3 separate regions of the Mus musculus genome follow, and regions 1 and 3 are each linked to region 2. A link is a loop called in an ENCODE intact Hi-C map of the cell type or tissue named here. Cell type or tissue: heart. All regions are shown on one strand.

What was found. A loop is a pair of places that touch in the nucleus more often than their neighbours do. Peaks named below come from ENCODE experiments on the same cell type or tissue, not always from the same donor. Only the 100,000 strongest peaks of a DNase experiment are listed, where the experiment ranks them.
Region 1: it touches region 2 in a loop (3-fold over the local background); 27 of 42 quality-filtered maps call a loop at or near these places.
Region 3: it touches region 2 in a loop (4-fold over the local background); 24 of 42 quality-filtered maps call a loop at or near these places.

The regions. Positions count from the first base shown.
Region 1 is chr15:38,657,206-38,665,205 of GRCm38, forward strand. Atp6v1c1 (ATPase, H+ transporting, lysosomal V1 subunit C1) reads left to right here and starts at 4,699. Exons shown (of 13, transcript NM_025494.3): 1 at 4,699-4,878. In heart, no CTCF peak of the experiment used is centred here; a DNase peak (open chromatin) is centred at 4,676; H3K4me3 peaks cover 1,919 bases; H3K27ac peaks cover 1,021 bases.
Region 2 is chr15:38,514,831-38,522,830 of GRCm38, forward strand. It overlaps Azin1 (antizyme inhibitor 1), which reads right to left and starts at 4,436. Exons shown (of 12, transcript NM_018745.5): 1 at 4,079-4,436. In heart, CTCF peaks have their summits at 3,547 and 4,721; DNase peaks (open chromatin) are centred at 3,571 and 4,601; H3K4me3 peaks cover 3,579 bases; H3K27ac peaks cover 3,519 bases.
Region 3 is chr15:38,597,889-38,605,888 of GRCm38, forward strand. Gm41309 (a long non-coding RNA gene) reads right to left here and starts at 4,398. Exons shown (of 3, transcript XR_875194.2): 1 at 4,274-4,398; 2 at 2,356-2,449. In heart, a CTCF peak has its summit at 3,765; DNase peaks (open chromatin) are centred at 3,733 and 4,433; H3K27ac peaks cover 2,202 bases.

The sequences.
Region 1 (8,000 bases), 140 kb after region 2:
AAGAGCTAAAATTAAAAGTTTTTAAAATTTATATTTACTTACTTGCTTTGTGCATGTGTACTCTCATCATGCATGTGTGCATGTGTGTGCATGTGTGCACGCATGTGTGCAGCGGAGATCAGAGGAAGACTCGAGGGAGTCAGTTTTCTCCTTGCACCATGGGATCCGGGCAGTTAAAAATGGGTTATCAAGCTTGGTGGCAAGTACTTTTACCCTGTTATCCATTTTGCCCACCACACCCCCTTTTAAGACAGTGTTCACTGTGTATCTTCACCTGGTCTAGGAACTTGCTGTGTAGACCAGGCTGACCTAGAAATCGCAGAGATCTGACCATCTCTGCCTCCCAAAAGCTAGGATTAGAAGTATGCACCACCATGACCTGCTCCCCTCACCCTTTATTTGTTAGGAAATTTAAGCCAGATGTGTGGTGGTGTATTCCTGCAATCATAGCATTCAGGAGGCTGAGAGGTTGCAAGTTCTAGGTTACTGTGGGCAACAGAGTCAACTTGGCTACACCCTAAGACTTTGTCTCAACAGCAAAACAAAAACTTTAACAAAAAGCCAGGCGTGGTGGCGCACACCTTCAATCCCAGCACTTGGGAGGCAGAGGCAGGCAGATTTCTGAGTTTGAGGCCAGCCTGGCCTACAAAGTGAGTTCCAGGACAGCCAGGGCTATACAGAGAAACCCTGTCTTGAAAAACCAAAAACCAAAACAAAACAAACAAAAAAACCAACTTTAAGAAAAACAACAGTGACAACAAACTCCCTAAAGTCTCTGAGGCTCAGGGCTCACCGTGTCTCAAATGCCTGAACCTACATAGCTAGCTCACCACACTGTGGCTCAGAGTCACCATCTGTCTGCCTGTCTGGCCAGGTGCCTCTGGAACTCGGTTACTGCCTTTTTGAGATTCAATCTTTTCTTTGTATTTCAATTCTTTTTATGAAAGTCACCATGACATTACGACCAGCATTTTTTGAGGAGACAAATGAAGCCAGGTGCTTAGTTAACTGCATTATTCACATCATCTTACAGAATCTGCTGTATAAGCCAATTGGGATTTATAGATGGCTAAATTGAGCCCCATAAACATTAGCAAGTAGCAGAGGCCTACTTGACTCATTGTATTAGTCTGTGGCCCTTCCCAGCCCCTGTAAGAAAGGAAAAGCAGCTCTCCTCCCCTTACAAGCCCAGGTTCACTGTGTTCAGGTCTTGATAATCAGAGTATCCTAATATCCCTTCCTACCAAGAACCAGCTATGCCAATAATGTTTTGACAGGCATTTGCTTCCATAATTTATATTAAGTACACTGTCTACTTGTCCAACTTGACCCCAATCAACTTGAGGAAGAAATGGCTTATTTCATTTTACAGCTACAGTCCATCATGGAAGAAAGCAAAGCCAAGTTTTCAAGCAAGAACTTGGTGGCAGGAACTGAAGCACAGATCTTGGAGGAACTCTGTGTGCTGGCTTGCTCTTTACAGCTTGCTCAGTTTGCTTTCTTATACCATCCAGAACTACCTACCTACGGGTGGCACTGACTACATTGGCTAAGCCCTCCCACGGCAATCATTAATCAAGACAATACCTCACAAACAAGTCCCAGGAGACCAGAAGAGGTCACTGAAACTCCTGAAACTGGAAGAGGCTGTGAGCTGCCTGTAGGTGCTGCGAACTGAACTCTAGTCCCCTGCGAGAGCAAAACATCCTCTTAAACACTGAGCCATCTTGTTTTTGAAGGCAGTTGTTTTTGAAGAAAGGCTCCTTCAGCAATACTCTTCTTGGGTTTTCTCCTTTTCACTGTACTTATGAAGTGATCAGTAGCAGCTCAGGGCACCCCGCAACCAAGTTCTTAGCACAAAGATGAGTTATTTGTGCTAGGAGAAAGCAGGTAATAAGAGACAAAGGCAGGCGATAGCAGATGAGGGAGAAGGGAAAGGGATATTTGTCCCAGAGGATGGGGGCACAAAAGACTTCCTCTGGATAGAGAGAAGATAGATGTGGCCCATAGGAAAATGGCAGTTTATAAAGGCAAAAAGGAAAACCCCATGTTAGGGTGAGATGTTTAATTTTAATTGGGCATGCTAACTAGGTGAGTCAAAGGGGGCTTTTGATTGCTGGATTTCAATACTTCAGAAGCTCTGCTGGACCTTGGTAGTCAGCCTCTGGAGGAGGAATTGGCCAAATAGGAAATAGACCGTAGTGGCTGGCTTCAAGAATGTAATCTAATAGATTTTAGCAAGGCAGAGGGAATTGGGGATAAGGGCAAGGTCTGTCAGAGTCACACTCACCTTGGTCGCCATGGTCGCCATGGTCGGGTTGGCCAGAGTTCCTTCAATTTGTATTTCTGTAAATGAGGTATCAATGGAATGCCTGCTTTCTCTCCATCTACCTTATCTGTTGTTTTAAGTGTGTTCAAGATCCTTCAATCAAACTGCTTATTTCATAGATTTCTTCTTCCTGATTCAAAGCTAAATTCAGCAAGCAGTAACCATTCTACAGGCTGGATGTTATACTGTCATGAAATCCCTTGCCAAATAACTTAGTCCATCACTTTGACCTGAACCTTAAAATTTGAAACAAAATTTCAGGACAGAGCTAGAATGCAGCCAAGTTCTTTTCCAGAATCGGATACAAAGGACTTCTAGTCTGATTCCCAGTTAAATCATTGTTCCCATCGAAAACCTAGTGAGTCCAGATTTCCTTTATTCCTGTGGGCATTCTGGTCTTCGGGATCCCACTCACTATGACTCACTAAACTATCCATAAAGCATTCCAGAGCTGCTCTAGGCCACAGCGCCAAACTCTCACACACAGATCCTGCAAACCAATTTCAAAGACTTAAGAAACAGGTTTATTAGACTGAAGAACCCGTTCCTTGCTAACAATTTTGTGTATTGCCTTTTTTTTTTTTTTGTTGCTACAAAATAATCGACAAAAACAAGGAAGGAAGCTGTGGTTTGGTGAACGAGGCATCCTACACAGCCTTAGGAATTTGAATACTTGGTCCCTGTTTGGTGGGACTGTTTGAGGAAATTTAGGGGCTGTGGCCTTGCTGGAGGAAGTATGTCACTGTAAGGGGCAAAGACTCATACCGTTTTTTTCCTTTGCTTTCTGCTTCCTGCTTGTTATTTGATTTGTGAGCTCTCAGCTATTATGATTGCTATGTCTGTCTACTGCCACACTTCCCTGCTGTGATGGTAATGGACTGGAATGTGTTTTATCACAGCAATAGGAAAGCAATGAATACAGAAGGGTTTCTTTTGGCTCACAGTTCAGCAAGGTGGTGAGAGTAATTGTAGCTCTGAAGGCAGGAGTCTGAGAGCCCTGGTTACATTGTATTGGTAGTCAGGAAGCAGAGAGCAATGAATGTTGATGCTTAGCTTTCTCCTTTAAAAAAAGATTATTTATTTGACAATTTTATTACATTTATTTATTTGTGGGTACTACAGCTTGCATGTGGAGATGGGAGGCTATCTTGCAGAATACACTTTGTGGTTCTGGGGATACAATTCAGGCCATCAGTCTTGGTGGTTAGTGCCCCATTACCTGTTGAACCTTCTCTCTCTAATCCTATTTATCATTTTTAAAAGATTAATTTTATTTGTATTTATGTGTATGAGTGTTTTGTCTTCCTGGGAGTGCATATGATTACAGGTTCTGCAGGAGGCCAGATGAAGCCAATCGGATCTCCTGGAGGTAGCTGGAGTCACAAGGCACTCCAGGTGGGTGCCAGTAAGGAATTCAGATCCTCTGTGAGAGCAGTATGTGTTCTTAACCTCAGAGCCATCTCTCTAAGCCTCGAAAAAAAAAAAAAAAACATTCTGTGTTGGTTCCTATCATTCAAGATGCTGCTGCCCATATTCGAGGTGAATGTCCTACATTAAACCTGGCTGGAAACTCCCTCCAAGAGGTTTGTCTCCTAGCAATTCTAAAGCCAGTCAGGTTGACAATGGAAATCTATTATTCCGCTTGCTAGTAAGAACAGCCAGGAGTGCCCACACATTGTGCAAACAGAACCATAACCTCTGGAGCTTCACTTTGCTAAGCTGTAAATCTAAAAACGATTAAAATAGACAAGTCCCCAATCCTCTATGCAACCTAAAATGCTGAGATATGCACCACCTAACTTCTCAACCAATGAGATGTGCACGGTTTGTGAGAGTAGGTTGATATCTATTTTTCTGGAACCCAAGGCTGATGGTTTTTCCCTGTCCATAAACCTTTCTTGACTTCCTGTATCCATTTTGGTACCCCTAAACCAGACAGTTTGGAGTTCCTGGCAAGGGGGTCACTCCACTAGCTAATTCTAAAAAACTAATTAACAATGTTTGGTGCTGAGTAACTAAACCTGAACACTTTATCACTTTATGGAACGAAGTGATACCAGATTGGATGAAAAATATGAAACTACTGAAGTGGATTATTAGAAAAAATTTCCCCGAAACCTGGACTGTCAAAACTTGCAGTGCAGAAGTCAGTGCAGGAGCTTGGGGGAGTCTGAATGGCTGAAACCTGTGGGTAATTTTAGGGTGGGCGGGAATTTTCTGGTGGCTGGCCAACCACCGCAGGTGCATCTGGAGGAGCGGCAAGCTCCGCCCACCCGGAAGCCCGCTCTGCGCGCTCTCTCAGCCCCGCCTTCTCCGGAGGCCTGGCCGCATCGTGATTGCGCGCAGTGGTGCGCGCGCGTAGGCGGAGCGGCGTGCGCCGCGGTCAGCTGACTGCTCCGGCTGGCACGTGACTTGCTCTGGGCGCAGGGGTCGAGGAAGCCGAAAGGCCGGAGCTTAGGTCCGGGAGGGATGGAGCGCTGAGCGGTTAACGTCTACCAGGCTTCCTGCCTCCGCACCTGTCGCCGCCGCCGCCTCCTGAGACACCTCGGGTCAGTGAGCGATAGCCCTGCGGGGAGCTGACGCTGCAGTGGCCGCCGGGGAAGGATGGGGGCGGCGCGGGGGCCTAGACTGTGGCGTCGGACCTGCAACCGGCCTGGGTGCGGGCTCTCCGCATCTCAGGGCCTAGGGTTGGTGTCTTTGGAAGAAGAAGGAGGGGGAAGGGGCCCAGACGGGGAACTCAGTGGCAGAAGGGAGAAGTGTTGTACATTCGGGTCCTTCTTGGGTGGGAATCCCAGCGAGTCCTGGTCACTTGTGAGAAGGTGGACAGTGACAGAATGCCTCAGGTGAGGCTCAGGGTTCACCGGCGTGTGTGTGCAGTCTCCACTGGGTGTTTACGCCTGTATGTGAATAGAAGGGATTACAGTTTTCAGGGCGGAAGGGGTGCCCACTGCAGGCAGGGGGCGGTCACAGAGGACACGGGGGTCATTGTAGGCAGTGGATGAAACAGGAATACAGGCAGCTTAAAAACATTTCACTAGATTGGGGTTGGGGGAGGTTAAACAACATCCCCGAAAAGGAACTGGTGGACAGAGTCTCTTATAAGGCAGATTGAATCACCTATGAGGCATAAGAGGGAAGCTTGTGTTCTTTTCAGAGGAAAAATGTTATCAGGGGGAAAATTGTCTACTCTGTACTTAGTGGTGCCCCGGGAATGAAATGGTCGGGTGTGAATAGCCCAGCCCTAAAAGTTCACATTGATGGTGGGAAGATAAGTCACAGGGGAAAGATGAGGTTGTATAGAACTGGTAAAAACAGAAGGAGGAGAAAAGTATCCTGGAGGAAAGAAAACTTGAGTTTGGGTCTTGGCAAGTCGGTGGGATTGGAGGCAACAGAGGAGAACTTTTTACTCAGTGAAAGCCTCGTTATTTGAGGGCCTGATGAGAGAAGAAGACATGATTTAGGGGTGCCAAAGGCCAGGCTTTTGTAGTAGGCTGCATTGTGGAAAAGTGGGAAATAGTTTTGAAGTCTGGTGATACTTGTTCATATACTGCATGCTCTATGGCTGATACTATGGGAGTGCTAAGGTTTAGGAAGCAGACAGGGACTCTGCTGTCAGAGCTTCCAGACAGATTCAGAGGAGATAGGTTTTAATAGTCGTGCATTTGGCGTGTGATAGAGCACTAACCTTTAGTCCTAGCACTTAGGAGGCAGAGCCAACCAAAGCTAAATAAATAGTGAGACCACTTGTCTCTCTCTCTCTCTCCCTCTCTCTCTCTCTCTCTCTCTCTATATATATATGTATACACACACACACACATATATATATACATCTACATATATACATATATATACACACATATACATAAATGTGTGTGTGTGTGTGTGTGTGTAAAATCTACTCCGAAGGAGTAATGGAGCAGTACAGAGATGTTTCCCAGGAATATGACTTTTGTGGAAGATTCAAAGAAGGCTTTGTTGAGGATATGACTGAGAAGAGGTTGGTGTGAAAAGGGGGTGAGCAGGCAGGAGTGAAAAGGACATTCCAGGTTGAGGGAACAGAGTTTGTCAAGGCCTTGAAGTGAGAGGAGGAACGTGCCTTTCCAGAACTTGCAGAGAACCTGGAATGAGAAAGGTGTGGTGGTGGGATGTGGACAGACTGGCCTGTGTGTGGGGAGAGCTGGAGTCAGACTGCTCAGGGAATCCAGTGAAGATCATAGGTGCTGGAGACAGACTGTGTGTGGCCCTGCAAGTCCTCCACAGTTTGAGCCGCCCTGGCAGGTAGAGTGAGTTGCAGGCCAGCCAGAGCTGCTCTGTGAGAGTGCTTTGGGTTTCTGTGTGCTGTCGAGCTGGAGGAGATAAAGAGCCCTAAGGTGAGCTAAAGTGCTCACGGTGATAATCGCAGTTAAGTCTGGCAACAAGTGAGTCTCGTTGTGCTGAAGTCGGAGCCTCGGCTTTTCTGCTCAAAACTACAGGATCCTTTTGTCTTTTGGTTACTTTGCAGGTACCAGATCGGATCTCAAGAAATAGTGCTCTGCATCCTGAATGCTGAGAGCTAGGGGCTACTCTTAGTCTGCATTTAAACAGGGCAGGATTTACACACACAACACACACACACACATCTTTTTAATTTTTTTTTAATTTTAACTTTTGGAGACAGGGTCCCTGGCTATCCTCGAACTCATTATATAGACCAGGCTGACCTTGAACTCACAGCTATACACCTGCTTCCTGAGTGCTGGGATTAAAGACTTGTGTGTGTGTGTGTGTGTGTGTGTGCATTTCTTTTTTTACTTTTTTTTTTTTTTTGAGACAGGGTTTCTTTATGTATACGAGGTTGTCCTCCAATCCAGCAAGCAGCCTGCCTCAGCTTCTGAGTGCTGGCATGTGCGTGCTTATAATTTTTTTTTTATGTTTATACATTTTTTTATTTTTTTGAGACAGGGTTTCTCTGTTTGGCCCTGGCTGTTCTAGAACTCATTCTGTAGACCAGGCTGGCCTACACCACTCAGCATGTTTATAAATCTTAGCCTTCTTATTTATATTAGTTATTTTGTTTCGTTTTTCTTAAACCTAAAACTTAGGATTCTGCATCATTGTCCTAACTTGTAGGATAATGTCCATTGGTCAAGAGCAAGACCAGCATGCCACAGTGAACTTTGGCAAAGGGCCTCTGCAGGCCACCAGTCCCTTGGTGGGCAGTAAGCCTTCCTTTTGACTTGTGTATCCTGCTGACCTGGAACACTGTCGGCCTGAGCTGGGGCACAGTTCTGTAATCCCTTTCCCCCTTTGTACTTGATTTTGCTTGGAATAACAGTAGTTTTGACTAAGTGTCTGCTATAGTTTGCCTTGTCCAGACTGTATTCCGTCTAAGGTTGTGTTGTTTTCACCATTTGGATGTAGAGCTCTTTCATTTTAACTACAAATTAATTTGCATTTGATTTCCATTTCATCAACATTTTTTCCCTCTTGAGACAAGGTTTCTTTGTGTAACAGCCCTGGCTGGCCTCAAACTCTCTAGAGTTCTGCCTGACTCTGCTTCTGAGAGCTGAAACTAAAGGTATGTGCCAATACGCACCCACTATTATCAGTGTTAAAGACAGCATTAGCATGGTGTTCAAGGCATTAAACCAAGGTGAGCCTTGGACTCCCGATCCTTCTACCTGTGCCTCCT
Region 2 (8,000 bases):
AAAAAAAAAACAAAAACAAAAACAAAAAACCCTCAAATATTCTAGCACAAATCTTGGAACTATTTGGTCAAGTTCATACTATCCTTTGCTGCAAATTCCTACTACAATACTAAAGAGTTAGGCCTGGTAGTACACATATTTTGTAATCCCAGGATTTGTGTAAACAGACCAGGAACTACGAGTTCAAGGTCATGCTTTATAAAAAAACAAGAGCCTGAGGCCAACTTAGGAGACATTAGCCCCTGTCTCCAAAAGGAAAGTAACTGGGAAAGCCCTAAGCAAGTCTATATAGCTTTTCTCCTTATATCTAGTCCCTCTAGACCTATTTCATTTTACTATCACCAGAAGCAAATGAGTGTGAAGCTTGTCATACTACCAAAAAAAAAAAAAAAAAGTGCTACATTTAGTGCTTTAGAAATGGTCATTTCAATAATGGTTTAACTGAGTGGGGTTAAAATTTACAAAGTGCTATATATACAACCTAAATATATCATTTGTGCTTCAGTAGTTATTAAAGTACTACATCCTGATTATTATATTTCCTAAGAAGGGGTAGTAAAAAGGGAACCAGATACTAAATTAGAAACGATATACAAGGTCAAGAGTTTGTAGGTTCTCAGAAGTACTCTATAACCTACTTAAACAGGATCTAGGCAACTTTAAACAAAGCAAAAATGGTTCTACTTAGTGAGGAAAACTGACCACTGTTAAAAGCTGTAATCTCCAGCACTTGAGAAATAACAGCAGAAAGATCAGGAGTTGAACACCAGCCTCACCTACATAAGGAGTTGAAAACTAGTCTAGGCTCTATGAGATGATATCTCAAAACAACTTGTGAAAACTATGACGTTCAGATTCTAAACAATATACTGACCTAGCAACTTTGTTACTGTACTATATATTGAACCCATGGCCATCATGGATGCAGGCATTTCACCAAACTAAATTCCCATGTTTTAATCTATAAAACCTTCTACTTCCTCAAACACCTAATTTTTAAAAACTAAATCATGGCTGGGTGGTGCTGGCGTATGCCTTTAATCCCAGCACTCAGGAGGCAGGCAGATTTCTGAGTTCGAGGCAAGCCTGGTCTACCAGGACAGCCAGTGCTACATAGAGAAACCCTGTCTCGAAAACAAAAAACAAACAACCATGCTGAAAATTAGCTCATTCTTACCTCTCTCCTAAGGAATGTTAACAATTATCCTGGATAAGACATTCCCCCTGTTTTATTCACAGCTATTATTTGCTGCTTATGGCAATCCAAGATCAATTCTGTGAAACACTGAGGGCATTAAACTTTAAGACACCAACTAATGTTCTTCAGTAATATCTAAACCTTTTCATTTAACACAGATACTACTAGGAAATGAAGGCTCCCTGATTTTAAAGATAATTTAATAGATACAAAAAGTGGTGCACAGTGTAAGATGGACATTTACATACAGGATAAATGCAAATATTTATCTGGAGGAGATAGTATAAAGGAAGGGGTACGTGAAATGTGGATGAAAGGCAATACTGAAAAACAAATTCCTAGCCAAGCAATGGTGGCTCACACTTTGAATCCCAGCACTTGAAAGGCAGAGGCAGTCAGATCTTTGAGTTCCAGGCTGGAACTACAGAGTGAGTTACAGGATAGTTGTGCAATTTTGAAACTGTCTAGAATAAGCGAAAAAGAAAAAGAAAAAAAGAAAAGAAGAAAGAGGAAAGAAAAATTACTCTCCTTTAGAATGACCTGTGTAAATTGGGAGGGAGGTGGAGATGGGCAGAAAGGTCATGCAGCCTTAGGCTGGCTGGCCCTAAACACTTCTGGGGCCAAAGAGGTGAAATCCTGCCTCCATTTCCCAAATGCTGGGATTACAATCAATGTGAGGATTAGGATCTCAGAAGTGCTTCTCACCTGGTTTATAGGGTGCTGGAAATCAAACCCAGGGCTGGAGATTCTAGGCAATCACTTGACCAACCACAAATCTAGCTCCACCTTGACACTCCTCAAAATTGTTTTCCTCTTCGAAATATCTTTACAAATGTTTCTGCTATCTTTGCAGATTTTCCAAAAAAAAATTGTTTTTTTTTTGTTTGTTTGTTTTTTTTAGACAGGATTTCTCTGTACAGCCCTGGCTGTTCTCAAACTCATAGATCTGCCTTGCCCCAAGTGCTGGGATTAAAGGAATGCACAACTGCCCGGCAAAGTTTTTTAAAATCAGGCATATACATATACACACAATGGACTACCAGAAACAATTTATTAACATATAAAATATGCTAAATAAAAGCCTTTTGCACAAAAGCATGCATATCAATTGATTCCATTTAAGTCCCTTGATTTAAAAAAAAAAAAAAAAAGGAAGGCTAGATGGGCCTCACAAGAACTGCTGTGACCTGTCAGGAGGGCTAGATGAGGATGTTAATGTTCTGTCTTGACCTAGATGTAGATTATAAAGTTCTTTCTCCTCTCTTTGCACACAGGATTTTGCTTTATGTGACCATAGCTAGCTTCAAGAACTTCCTGGGATTACAGGTGTAACAACACCTGGCATCACTTTGCTAAAACGTACTAAATACAAGCCAAACTTGTCCTGAGCCTGGAGTCCTAGCACCAGGCTGATGAGGAAGGAAAATCAGACTCAAGTCTGGGCTACAAAGTGAGGTCCTGTCTCAAACAAACAACAAAATCTAATCAAACAGTACAAATAAATAATGAGAATTTTACTGCCAATTTCTAAAAATTAGAGAATGGGACTGTATTTAATGTATGGAAATACTCAAGTTAGAGCTATGAAGCATTTTGATGTCCGTAATGCAGAATTAGTAAGATGGCTGGAAGGTAAGTAGAGTAAAATGTTAGCTGCGGAATCTAAATTGAAGGTACCACTCTGAGTTCATTGTTGGGAATCATACTAAAACATTAGAGAAATAAATTGATTACTCATTTATCTTTATAACCTACAGTTTTATGTAAACACCCTTTCCTACTTATTACCTGTGAATTCCTCGGGGCTTATTGGTACCAAGCTTGCTTTCCTGTCGGGCCTAGTTCTCATAGTCCTTTCCTGAGGAAGTTAATCAGCTCTCACCCAGGCTGTGCATATATTAATGGTAAAACACCACAGGACAAGAACAACCTAAGATATCCACCACAAAACTGAGTTCAATCTGTTCAAACATCCTGAGGCTGTAAACAGTGTAAACTGCTTGCTTCGTTCAGCCAGTAACACACGTTCATGATACTTAATACCATAAAACGTTTAAACACTACTAACCGCTGGCAGCCAACAGAGTCCTTGATAAGCCGCATCAACCTACCCTTCGCCCTCTTTCTGCCCCGCGATCACAGCTAGGACCAGAAAACGAAGCCATGGTGACTAATCTCCAGGCTTCAGGAGGTGACTGGGGTAAGTGAAAGCGACTTGGCCCAATCAGGAGAGCCGCAGGGGCGGGTCAGCAGCGCCGAGGTTTCCAGAAAGGGCCAAAGGCCTATTCGCTTGCTACTTGACACCGGGGCTTCCCCGCCGCCGGCCCCGAGTGAGGTCAACTTTCCACCGCCAGAGGGGGAGCGCGCACTCCGCACCCCCTCTCCCGCCCGCAAGAATCCAGCCTCCTCCCAGCTGTCACCAGATGCCGGCTCGAGGCCCGCCCCGCTCCATTCATAACCCGGAGCCCCGGCCGCCGCAGCCCGTCCACTCCGCACCACAACCCCCTGCAGGCACTGAGACAGGGAGAGGGCGATGGGACCCCCAGCCCTCCAGGCTGCCGCCGGACCCCCTCCCCGGAAACAGCAATGCACCACGGGAGTGGGGTGGGGGCCGCATGCCGCCGAGAGGGAACAGCGACCACCGCCAGCCTGCCCCCGAGCGCGGCCCCACGCGCACACGCCCCCTCGCTCAACCGCGGCTGTCGGCTGCCGCCCTGGGTCGCGAGGCGCCGGCCGCCGCCCGGGCCACCGGCAGCCGCCACACACGCCGCCGGCCGCCATGTTCGAGGCCGCCGGCTGCGGGGCACTGCGGGGACACCGAGGGCGGCGTGGCCCAGCCCAGGCGCCGGACCCTCCCGCGCCCCTAAGTCCGGTACTCACGTGAGATAACGGCCCAAAGAGTCGGGTAAAGCGTCTTCTCTTTTTCGGCGGAATTTTTAAAGAGGGATGTGGTTACCTTGAGCAGAAATACCCAAGGCGGCCTGGGCCATAGGCTGCGGGGACGACGTGGGGGAAACGCGCGGCACCGACACCAGCTGAGCAGCAGTGGCGGCGGCAGCCGAACTGGAGAAATGGAGCGGCGCGAGAAAAAGAAGAAAGGCGCGAACTGGGTGGGGAGAGGATTCAGCCTCGTCACTCCGCAGAGCAGCAGAGCGAGAAGGATGAGAAGAGCAGAGCAGGAGACAACCAGAGAGAAAAACGGAAACACCGCGGCGAGAGTTGAGCCAGAGAGTGTGGGAAGGCGGTGCCAGAGACGCCAGTATTTATACTCAGGGGGGCGGGGGCTGCTGACGTCACAGACGGCCGGTCGGCCGCACGACGGGGGTGGGGCCTGTGCCGCCGGGGAATGTGGGAGGGGCGGAAGGGGAAGGACAGCCTTGTGCAGTTAGGGGGCCGAAGGGCGGGACCACCGGGCCTGGCAGGTGCTGGCCCGGCGCTCGCTTCCCGCCCTCGCGCTGCAGCCGCTCCCCAGCGGGCTGCTAGTTTCGTAGGCGGGGCAGAGGGCGCGCGGCCCAGCGGATCGCGGATCGCGCCCTCGCCCTTGCGGCGCCTGCGCGCCACGCTAGCAGCCAACGATCCGCTTTGTGAGCCGGCAGCTAGTCCATGCTGACGGCAGCCTTCGGGACCGTCCTGGGTCCTCGGCTTACCGACTCCAGTATTTTAGGAGAGGAGGGTGTGCGCCATCACGGGGCTTTCTCGGTGCACTAGTTTATGTAACAACTGTATACTATGCCCGGGGACTGTATTCCGAGGGAGAGGTTCCCGCCTCTCCATGGGTTGCGGAGCTCCGTTATGAAAATGAGTTCCCCGTGGCCAGCAAGAACCAGTCCGGTGTGGTTACTGAGGCTTTGATCGTACCAGAATGTTCCTCCGTGTTCGCATGTTGCAATATGGTGCAGTAGATTTTTTTTTTAAATGTGGCTTTTCTTTCTTTGTCTTCATTTTCAAAAAGGGTTGATGCAGTCAGACCCAGCCCTATTAAAGCGGGGCCAGTGTTGCTGAAGTTACATGACTTAAAGGCACATCTCTTTAATCCTCTGCATTTCTCGTTTGAAGTCATTCTTTTTTTTTATTCTTTTGTTTTGTTTCTCCAGAAAGGCTTTCTCTGTGCAACCCAAGCTGTCCTGGAACTCCCTCTATATACCAGGCTAGCCTTGAACTCTGCCTGGTATATAGGTGCTCCTAGGTGCTCCTGCTAAAGGCACGTGCCACCACACCAGGGTTTCTCTCTAATCTTGTTTGTTTTGTTTTGTTTTTCTTCAGTTTTTCGAGACAGGGTTTCTCTGTATAGCCCTGGCTGTCCTGGAACTCACTCTGTAGACCAGACTGGCCTCGAACTCAGAAATCTGCCTGCCTCTGCCTCCCAAGTGCTGGGATTAAAGGCGTGCGCCACTACTGCCCGGCCGTTTTTTCTCTATTCTCTATTATTTAATAAACTTTTATTACTAAAGTAAAATGACGGATGTAGCCTCCCCCCTCCCCTTATATTTAAAATCCTTTTTCTAGCTGGATGAGGTGGTGCATGCCTTTAATCCCAGCATAAGAAGGCAGAAGCTGATGGATCTCTTGAGTTCAAAGTTAGCCTGGTTTCTAGACAGCTTGAGCTACACGTAGTGAAACCCTGTCTGGAAAAAGGAAAAACCAAAGGCCATTTTATCACTAGCAGTCAGTCCTAGCCTGCTAAATCTTTGCAACTCCAGACTCAGCACAATGAAGGGGAGGGACAGGCAGACAGGGCACTTCTCTGTAGCTGAAACTGACCTCCAAATAGCAAGTCTCCTGCCTCAATTTAAGGGGATTGAGATTACAGTCGTGTATTACCCTATTTATGATGCCCCTTCAACGTAAGATCTTTTAAAGTAAGACCCTGAACCCTCTCTCCTTCACATTCTTTCACTCCATTTATCTTGTAATCGGTACAGTAATTAATAAATCACCAAGGCAGAAAGAAAGGAAGAGCTCTTGCAGATTTGGTAAGGCCAGAATGTTTCAGAGGTAGAGAGTATTACAAGTTGGGAACTGTGAGCTCAGTTTCTGGTTTTTGTTTCCCCTATTTTTCTTGACATATCTTAGCTTTCTCTTACCTCCTCCCTCTCCATCCCTCTCTCCCCTCCCCTTTTCCTTTTTTGAGATAGGAAGTTAATATATTGCCCGTGCTGGCCTTGAATTCATGTCAGTCTTGACCTCTAGAGTTCTGGGATGTGAAGTTATGATCCACTGTGCTCAGTCTCTAACACTTTTGTTAAGTTCTGATCCATTTAAACTGCAGCAACTTCCCAAGGAGGCTCTTGCCCACATGAACACACCATTTGACATTTTGTTTGCAGTCTAGCAGGAGAAATGGAATGTTCGTAAAATAACCAAATTGTTGACAGATAACAAGGTAAATGCTGTAAGGAACCAAGTAGAAGGAAGAAATAACTTCATCTGAGAGAAAAGTTCTCAGGAAACAGTTCAGAGTGAATCTAGGGTCTATGTTCCAGGGAAACAGGATTCTGTCAAAGGAAGCAGATGAAAGAAAGGGCAGAAATGGGTGGGCTGGAGAACTGGGAGTGGCTTTCCCGTTCCACTCTAGAGGCATGTTTGCAAAGGAGATTAAATAAAAAGTTCTATTAGGGAGGGATTGATAAGGAATTAGAACTTACCCTTCATTCTAGAAACATTTTAAATAGGGACAATATTGAATATCGTACTGATAATGTCATATACATATGACTAAATACATATGATATGCTGCTAGTTTTTTTGATTCATGGTCTAACTATGTAGCCCAGGCCTCCCAGTCATCCGGACGCTGCCTCCCTATTGCTGGAATTACAGTAGTATTCCACCACACACCGAGAGATGTTTTAAAAGATTATTTAGTGGATTGCAAAGAAGAAGATAGATGGTTTGGCAGAAATAAGCACAATCTTACTAAGAAATTCAGCATGTTGATGCATGCATATAATCCCAGGACTGGGGAAGCAGAGGCAGGAGGCCAGCCAAGTCTACACAGTAAGACCCTAACTCCCAGCTGAGCGTGGTGGTGCACGCTTTTAATCCTAGCACTTGGGAGGCAGAGGCAGGTGGATTTCTGAGTTCGAGGTCAGCCTGGTCTACAGAGTGAGTTCCAGGACAGCCAGGACTGTACAGAGACACTGTCTCAAAAAAAACAAAACAAAACAAAACAAAACAAAACAAAAAAACAAAAAAAAAAACAAAAGCCAAAACGCCGGGCGTGGTGGTGCACGCCTTTAATCCCAGCACTTGGGAGGCAGAGGCAGGCAGATTTCTGAGTTCGAGGCCAGCCTGGTCTACAGAGTGAGTTCCAGGACAGCCAGGCCTACACAGAGAAACCCTGTCTCGAAAAACAAAAAAACAAAAACAAAAACAAAAACAAAAACAACCCAAAACAAACAAAAAAAGACCCTAACTCTCAACAATAGTGATACTCACTCCCACCCTCCCCCTCCAAAAACCCCTAAACATATGTGATGGTACATGCCTGTAATCCTAGCACTGAGGGGAGAGGGAGTAAAAAGCAGAAAGATTGCCATACATTGTAGAACATTCTAGTTCAGCCTGGATGATGAGAGTGCCTCCCCTTTCAAAAGAAAGAAACCCAAATTCAGGTGGTCCCCTGGAAATGACGAACTGTAGAGCCCTTTGGTGTGAACTTGGGAGCCTTTATTATAGACAAAATTGAAATGTTGCACTGATAAGATAGAAGTTGAGCAGAATACCTAGAAAAGTGCTAGGGAGAGTGGACTTGGGCAGAAAATATTATAAAGGTGGGAAGAAAAAAAATGTGAGACCCAAG
Region 3 (8,000 bases), 83 kb after region 2:
CTATAAAGTAAAGAAAGCATATAGAGGAAGGCTAAGATCACAATATCCCCCTCAGGGGCATGCCTCTGATGACCTACTTCCTTCCACTAAGTCCCACGTCACAAAAGTTATAGCACATCCCAATAGCACCATAGGTAGCAAACAAGTTTCCATGGCCACGTCTAACCATTGTCTATAACCACCATCCTCATGCATTTGCCGTCCAGAGGCGAGTCAAAGCTATACAGCCAATGACATAATTTCTAAAACCTATAGGCAGAGAGGGCCTTTCCTCTCTGCAGTGTTTGTGTAGATTTCCAGTGTGCATAGAACCGGGGAGAGATTGTTAGAACCAAAGAATGACCTCCGGTTGCATAAAAGAATGCACGAACAAAGCAAAATTAGCTCAGCTAGGCAATTCTTTTTGCACACAGGGTCTGCCAAGGCTCAAACTGGTCTAGTGAGCATGCTCAACCAGGACGGCTTCCATCTTTCATCCCTGAAGTAGGTGGTAGAAGACTGTAGCTCAGCCTATTGGTGGGAACTCGACTTCAGTCTGATGGGATCGGCTAACTGATGCAAAGGAGAAGAAGGGTGGGTTCAGGAAATGTGAGTCCTTGTCAGGTGACCTGCCTCTGATAGAAAACCCTGTGCCTCACAACATGATGACAAGTGCCAGGGTGGCCACTGTGCTGAGCTGGTCAAGCAGTTAAGAGGTTCCTTCACTGGTAACAAACACCCTTCTCGGGAATCTTGCTGCTGATAAAGACATGAAGGCTTCTGAAGGAAATCAACACAAGGAGGAAGAGAGCTTTGGCATTTAAGAGGGGTTTCATTTTGTATCAAAGACAGGGTAACAATAGCTAAGATATAGTGGCAATTTTCAAATTTGGATACTAGAATCATCTAAAGAATTAAAAGCAAACAAGACCAAGATTCTGATCTATTTGTTGTAGATTGGGATCCAGGAATCAGGAGTTTTGAAGCTGTCCAGAGAGTCAGGTGTGGTGGTATATACCTGTGATCCCAGCACTTGGGATGTAGAGGTGTGATGATCAGGTGTTCATGGTAATCCTCAGTTGTGTAGAGAGCTACAATAACTAGTTAGTGTTTCCATATAACTAGTTAGTGTTTCCATTGCTGTGAACAGACACGATGACCAAGGCAACTCTTATAAAGGACAACACTTAATTGGGGCTGGTTTACGTGCCTTCGAAACCAGTACAACTTGGGTGACTCTTACACATTACCAAGTTTAGCTGCAGCATGAGGTACAACCTTGGTTATCTCTGGAACACAGCTTCTTTGTGCTCTCAGAAAACATTTCCCAGAAGATTTCTCCACAGCGATGCTGGTCTCTTCTTAATCACTGCTAATTTCTTAGTTCACATAACAAACATTAATTGTCTCAGTAATCCCTTCTATTTTTGACTCTAAAGCCAGAGCCACATGGCCAAAGCTGCTGAGTTCTGCTGGTTGCTGGAGCTGGAAAACAGCCCCCTTGTTCTATTACATCCTTCATTGCCTAAGCATGGACGTCCTGGAACTCGCTCTGTAAATTGATCTTGAACTCAGAGGCCTACACGCCTTGTCTCCTGACTTCTAGGATTAAAGGCGTGAACCACCACACCTGGACCTAAGCTTTTTCTGCTTGGAATTTGCTCTCTACCAGGCTGGCTTTGAACTCAGAGATTGGCTTGCCTCTGTCTCCTGGGATTGATGGTGTGTACTGCAGCACCTGGGCCTAAGCTTTTCATGGCACAATCCTCAAGATTCAGATCAAAAGCCTGTGTCTTCCATTTCTAGATTGTAGTTCATTCTAAATTAAAAGTCCAAATAAGGGCTGGAGAGATGGCTCAACGGTTAAGAGCACTGTCTGCTCCTCTGAAGGTCCTGAGTTCAATTCCCAGCAACCACATGGTGCTAATAACCATCTGTAATGGGATCCGATGCCCTCTTTTGGTGTGTCTGAGGAGATCAACAGTATACTCACATTCATAAAATAAATAAAAATGTTTAAAAAAGAGGGAGAGTACTTGATGCTCTTGTAGAACACCAAAAAATAAAATAAAATAAAATAAAATAAAAATAAATAAAAATTAAAAGTAAGTAAACCTCACAAAACCTTACACCCAGAATTTGTCCTGACTACAAAATGAACAGGGATAAAGATGAAGCAGAGATTGAGGGAATGGCCAACCAATGACTGGTCCAACTTGAGACCCGTCCATGTGAGAGAGCCAGCCCCTGACACTATTAATGATACTCTGCTATGCTTGCAGACAGGAGTTTGTCTTAGGGTTTCCATTGTTGTGAAGAGACATCATGACCATGGCAACTCTTATAAAGGCAAACATTTAATTGGGGCTGGCTTACAGTTTTGAGGTCCATTTCAGCGTTCATGATCATCACGGCGGGAGTACTGCAGCATCCAGGCAGGCACGGGCTGGAGGAGCTGAGAGTCCTACATCTTCACCCAAAGGAAGCCAAGAACAGATTGTTTTTTTCAGGCAGCTAGGAGGGTCTCGAAGCCCACCCCCACAATGGCACACGTCTTCCAACAAGGCCACACCTATTCCAACAAGGCCATACCTCCTAATAGTGCCACTCCCTGGGTCAAGCATATTCAAACCACCACAGGAGTCTAGTATAACTGTCTCCTAAGAGGCTTCACCCAGAAGCTGATGGATAAAGATGCAGAGACTACAGCCAAAAATCAGGTAGAGCATGGGGAACGTGTGGCAGAGTGGCAGATAGGACTGAGTTAGCTGGAGGGGTCAAGGACACCACAAGAAGACCTACAGAGTCAACTAAGCTGGGCCCATGGGGCTCACAGAGACTGAACCACCAACCAAAGAGCATGCTGGGAATGGACCTAGGCCTCTTACACATTTGTAGCAGATGTGCAGCTTGGTCTTCATGTGAGTCCCCTAACAACGGGCTGTCTCAGACTCTGTTGCCTATCATTGGATCCCCTTTCCCTAGCCTGACTGCCCGGTCAGGCCTCTGTGGGAGAGTATGCATTTAATCCTGATGCTGCTTGATGTTCCACAAAGGGGCAATGCCAAAGGGGAGGTTCCTCTTCTCCTTAGAGAAGGTAAATGGGGTAATAGGGGGAGGGATTTGTGATCTTAGAACTGAAAGGAAAGGAGGGAGGAAGGCCAAGACAGGCAGGATGTAAAGTGAATAAATAAACAAATTAATGAAAACCCAAGTAAAATAAGATGATTCTAATTGGCAATCAGAATTGAACACCTCTGGCTATGCTTTATCTTTTGAGACAAGGTCTCAGTATGTAACCCTGGCTGGCCTTGAACTCACAGAGATCTGCCTCCTTCTGTCTTCTGTCTTCTGAATGCAGGGATTAAAGTCGCCATGCCCTGCTCACTGCTCATACTTAAATGTAAGCCTGCTTGATACATGATTTTTGCAAAGTGTATTAGAATGCTCCAAAATTGCCTACAGGTCGAAACTTCAATCACACGCACACAAGCACGCTCGCGCGCGTGCACACACACACACACACACACACACACACACACACACACACACACACACACACACACACACACACAGCATTTCTCCCTTTTAAATAGTAGATAAAACAACCTTAAATGACTTGATGTTCTTCCAAATCACTGGGTAACGAGCTATCACTGAACAAACTTCTGTAAGCCTCTGCCAATAGCGTATTCCGTATCCTGTTTAGCAAGTAGACCAAGCCAATTTTCCGGTGTGGGTAAACCCTGGCCTGTGGGAACTGATTATTAAAGTCACCTGGTGGCTCACCAAGGCAAGAGCAGAGATGACTCTACTGTGGACTGTTAGAACTGTCAGGAAGCGGAAAGTAACGCTTTCTAGAATTTAGTGTGCACACCTAGAAAAAAGCAGCCAGCTCAGAGTAGGAACTAGCTCTGTCCAAGGGGTACATTTGCAGCATAAAGCGTGTGTCCATCTGGGGGTACATTTGCAGCATAAAGCGTGTGTCCATCTGGGGGTACACTTGCAGCATATAGCATGTGTGGAAACAGCTGGCTGACGGACACATAGTCTTTTTTTTTTTTTTCCGAGACAGGGTTTCTTTGTCTAGTCCTGGCTGTCCTGGAACTCACTTTGTAGACCAGGCTGGCCTCAAACCCAGAAATCCACCTGCCTCTGCCTCCCAAGTGCTGGGATTAAAGGCATGTGCCACCAGTGCCCGGATTCTTTTCATTTTCATTCCTTTCTTTCTTTTTCAGTGTGAAACGAACATCTCATGCAAGCCCTCCACCTCTGAGTTACAGTCTGTTTCTACCTGTTGTGCAGCTGAGAAGCACCCGTCTGCCAAATGAAGAAACTGAGAGCCAGATAGATGTGGGAGTGAAAGAGCCGGTTGAGCACCGGGCATTGTGAAACCAGCACCAGGCTTCTGACTACAAAAGCCCTTCTGACTTCCCCAGACAGGAAGCAGATTCGTGGTTGCCAAGCACTGAGGAAAGGCAGAACCGAGCAGCCACTGCTCACAAGACACGGGGTTTCTTTGTGGGGTGATGAGAACAGTCTAAACTTAGAGAGTGGTGGTGATTCACACCCTGTGAATGTACTAAATGCAATTTAAGTGTGAGCTGTACGGCACGTGAATTCTATCATTTTTCTTTGATTTTGGTTTTCAGAGACAGAATTTGACTTATGCAACCCAGGCTGGTCTTGAACAATTCGGTGCTGGGATGCTGAGATTACAGGAAGGAGTTACCATGCCCTGCTGTTTGTTTATTTGTTTTGTTGTTGCTGTTTTGTTTGTTGCCATGATGGAGATCCAACCCTGGGCCTACACATAGCAGGCAAGCATTCTACCAATGAGGCACACTCATTAAACAATCTCGCAGGGAGTGGGGGTGGGGGTGGGGGTCGTATATCACAACACGTAGGAAACTGAAGTATGATCGATAGCTGTGAGTTTGAAACTTGGGCTACATGGTGCTGCAGTGTGTGTGTGGGGGGGTGGTGGTGTGTGAGGGGGTGGGAGGGAGGGAACACTGTGTGTGTAGGGGTGTGCATGCAGAAGCTGGCGCCAAGCTGGATGTCAGTACACCACAGACTACAACAATGACTCTGTCTCCCAGAGAGGCTACTCATCCGGCTTGGTCTTTCTTACATGTGCCCTAGCAGTTTAGGACTGAAACACCTCTGTCATTTTGTGAATCTCAAGGGCAGACATACAGCTTTTAGGGTACTCTAGAGCTGAAAGGTGAGAGAACAAATGGGACTAGAATTAGAGAATTTCTTTGAGGTAACTTTTCACTTCATGGAAACATAGAAGCTAAACCGTCCTCCTTAGAACCCATTAGTACATCGAATGTATTTAAGGCTCATGCATATGCATATTTCATAAGATTAAGCAGATCATAACAGTAATAGGTTCAAAGTTAACAGGGTGTGACTGGGAGGCAAACATACTTAAAATTTAAAGGGCAGTGTAATTTTTTATTTTTAAAAGGCATTATTTTGAACTCTAATTTTGTTTTTGTTTCTTAGGTTTTTTGTCTTGTTTTTTTTCTGGTGGTGGGCATTGTATATGTGCCATGGCATGTCTGTGGAGGACAGAAAACAACAGATGGGAGTCAGTTCTCTCCTTCCGCCAGTGGGAACCCCAGGGCTAGAAATGAGGCTGTGGGGTTTGCTGGTTGAGTGTCTGTAACCACCGAGCCAACCACCGGCTCTTGTTTTTTGTTTTGTTTTGTTTTGTTTTAGTTTGGTTTGCTTTTTCTATTTATTTGGTTTTTGTTTTTGTTTTTGTTTTTGTTTTTGAGACAGTTTCTTGTAACCTTGAATGCCTGATGTTCTGGCCTCCACCTCCCAAACCCTGAATTACCCATGCCCAGTCTATTTCTAAACCTACCAAATTAATAATGCGATAAAGAAAGAGGATTTTTGAAATCCAAAGACTTAATCCTCTTCAGAACAAAGGTGGAAGTGATAAGGCTAGAATCGCTCCATAAGATCTGATTATGTCTCCTTTTAAATTTTTCTGAAAGGGATTTCAAACGTGTCAAGATGACTTGGGTTCCAGAACATTCCTTCCGGGAAGAACATTTTATCCTTCCTAGTTAATTTCTAAAGTGCAGCCATAGCAAGCCAGAGAAGCAGCTCCCCAGACGCCGAACTCAGACTAATTGTTAATCCACGCACAAATTCGAGGCTGTTAACCAACAGAGGGTTTCTTTATCCTCCCTCCTCTAGAACTTTCTCCAGGGAATGAGACAGTGAAAGTAGAGAGCCATAATTACCCTTTCATTACTTCTGGAACATGGGGTGTCTTCATGGATTAATGTTAGGACAGGCATTCAAAGCCATTTGGTTTTTGGAGAAGGATCAAAATCCCTTTCAGAAGCACTCAGTGTCACTTCCAACTCATGGAGGTCACTTAAGAAGTTCATAAGATGAGCCCTGCTTGTCCAGTTGTGACCTCTTTGTTTGTTTGGAGAGTCTGGGCTGTGTAGCCGGATCATAAGATGATTCTAGCTTGTGTCATTGAGTTGATGCAAAACTACCAGCACAGGGTCAAAGGGATAGCACAAATATTATGTGGCTGGATGCCAAGCATCGTTACCTGCTGGGCCATCTTTTTGGTCTTATACTGTGTCTTTTAATTTTTTTTTCAGTATTGGGATTGAACCTACGACCTCACATGCTAGACAAGTATGACAGCACTAAGCAACAGCCACGTTTTTGTTTTCCTTTTTTGTTTTGACGGGGTCTCATGTAGCCCTGGCAGGCCTTGAACTCCCAATTCTAGTGACTCCATCTCTCAAGGACAGGGGTTACAGGTGACCGGCTTTCCCTTACAGCTTTTTAGAGATTTACTCTATGTTTTTAAATTGTGTGTGTGTGTGTGTGTGTGTGTGTGTGTGTGTGTCAGGGAATGTACATGTGGGTGTGGTTACCTGAGGGGGACAGAAAAGGGTATCCCCTGGAATTAGAGTCACAAGCAACTGTGAGCTTCCTGATGTGGGTACTGGGAACTAAACACAGTCTTCTTCATGGGTGTGTTTACTCTTAATCACTGAGCCATCTTTCCAGCCCCTCCTGCATACTTTTTTAAAAAGTAAAATTAAATATTATTTTATGTGCATAGATGTTTTGCCTGCATGTATGTTTGTGCATGCCTGGTACTTCTGAAGGTTCTCTGGAACTGGAGTTACAAGTGGTTGTAAGCCACCAGGTAGATTATATTCACTGTGGGTGGGTTTTTCCTCCTTTTATTTACTTGTGTTTGTAACATGTAGACATGTGCATGTATGTTGCATATGGGTGTCATGGCATGTATAGAGATTAGAAGACAACTTTAGGGAATAGTTTTTCTCCTTTGGAGAAAATAGAGGTAGATGGGGTTTCAGTTGCTAGGCTGGGGGTCTCAGGTAAGGACCACCAGGTGAAGGAAATGGAGGAAACAGGAGCTGGAGAGAGGAGGAGGCCGCCATGAGGCCGGATGCATCAGGAGCACATAGCCAGGAGAAGTGGCCCCTGAGGACAGGCTGAGGGAGCAAGATCCATATAGCAAGTAACAGGGGACATGTGGCTGGGGATGTATGTTAGACTAGTTCACAACCTGCCCAGTACCAGAATTTTGTGTCTGTTATATAAGCCAGCTAAAACAAACAATTCATTTTCACATCATTTTAAACCATCCGGCTCATGACCATGTTATAATATAAAATGCATTTGGTGCAATTTCAAATATCTTTGTAACTCCAAACACATTTAAAAAGTCCAGTTTCCTAACAGGGCATACCTATAAAATAAAAAACAAATTTTCCTTCTAATATATAATTGCACAGGGTAAATATTCCAATCCCGAAAAGAACAACTGGGGTAGAGCAAGGAATGACTGGAGCAAAGCAAGATCAACATTCTGCAGGGCAAATACCTCCACGTTCCTCATCTGGGCCTCGTCATGTAACAGCTGGGCTTCAAGAGCTTATGGGGAAGCTGCTCCCCAGTTCTGTCGCTGGAAGCTCAGACAGCCTCTCTCTTGGGACAGA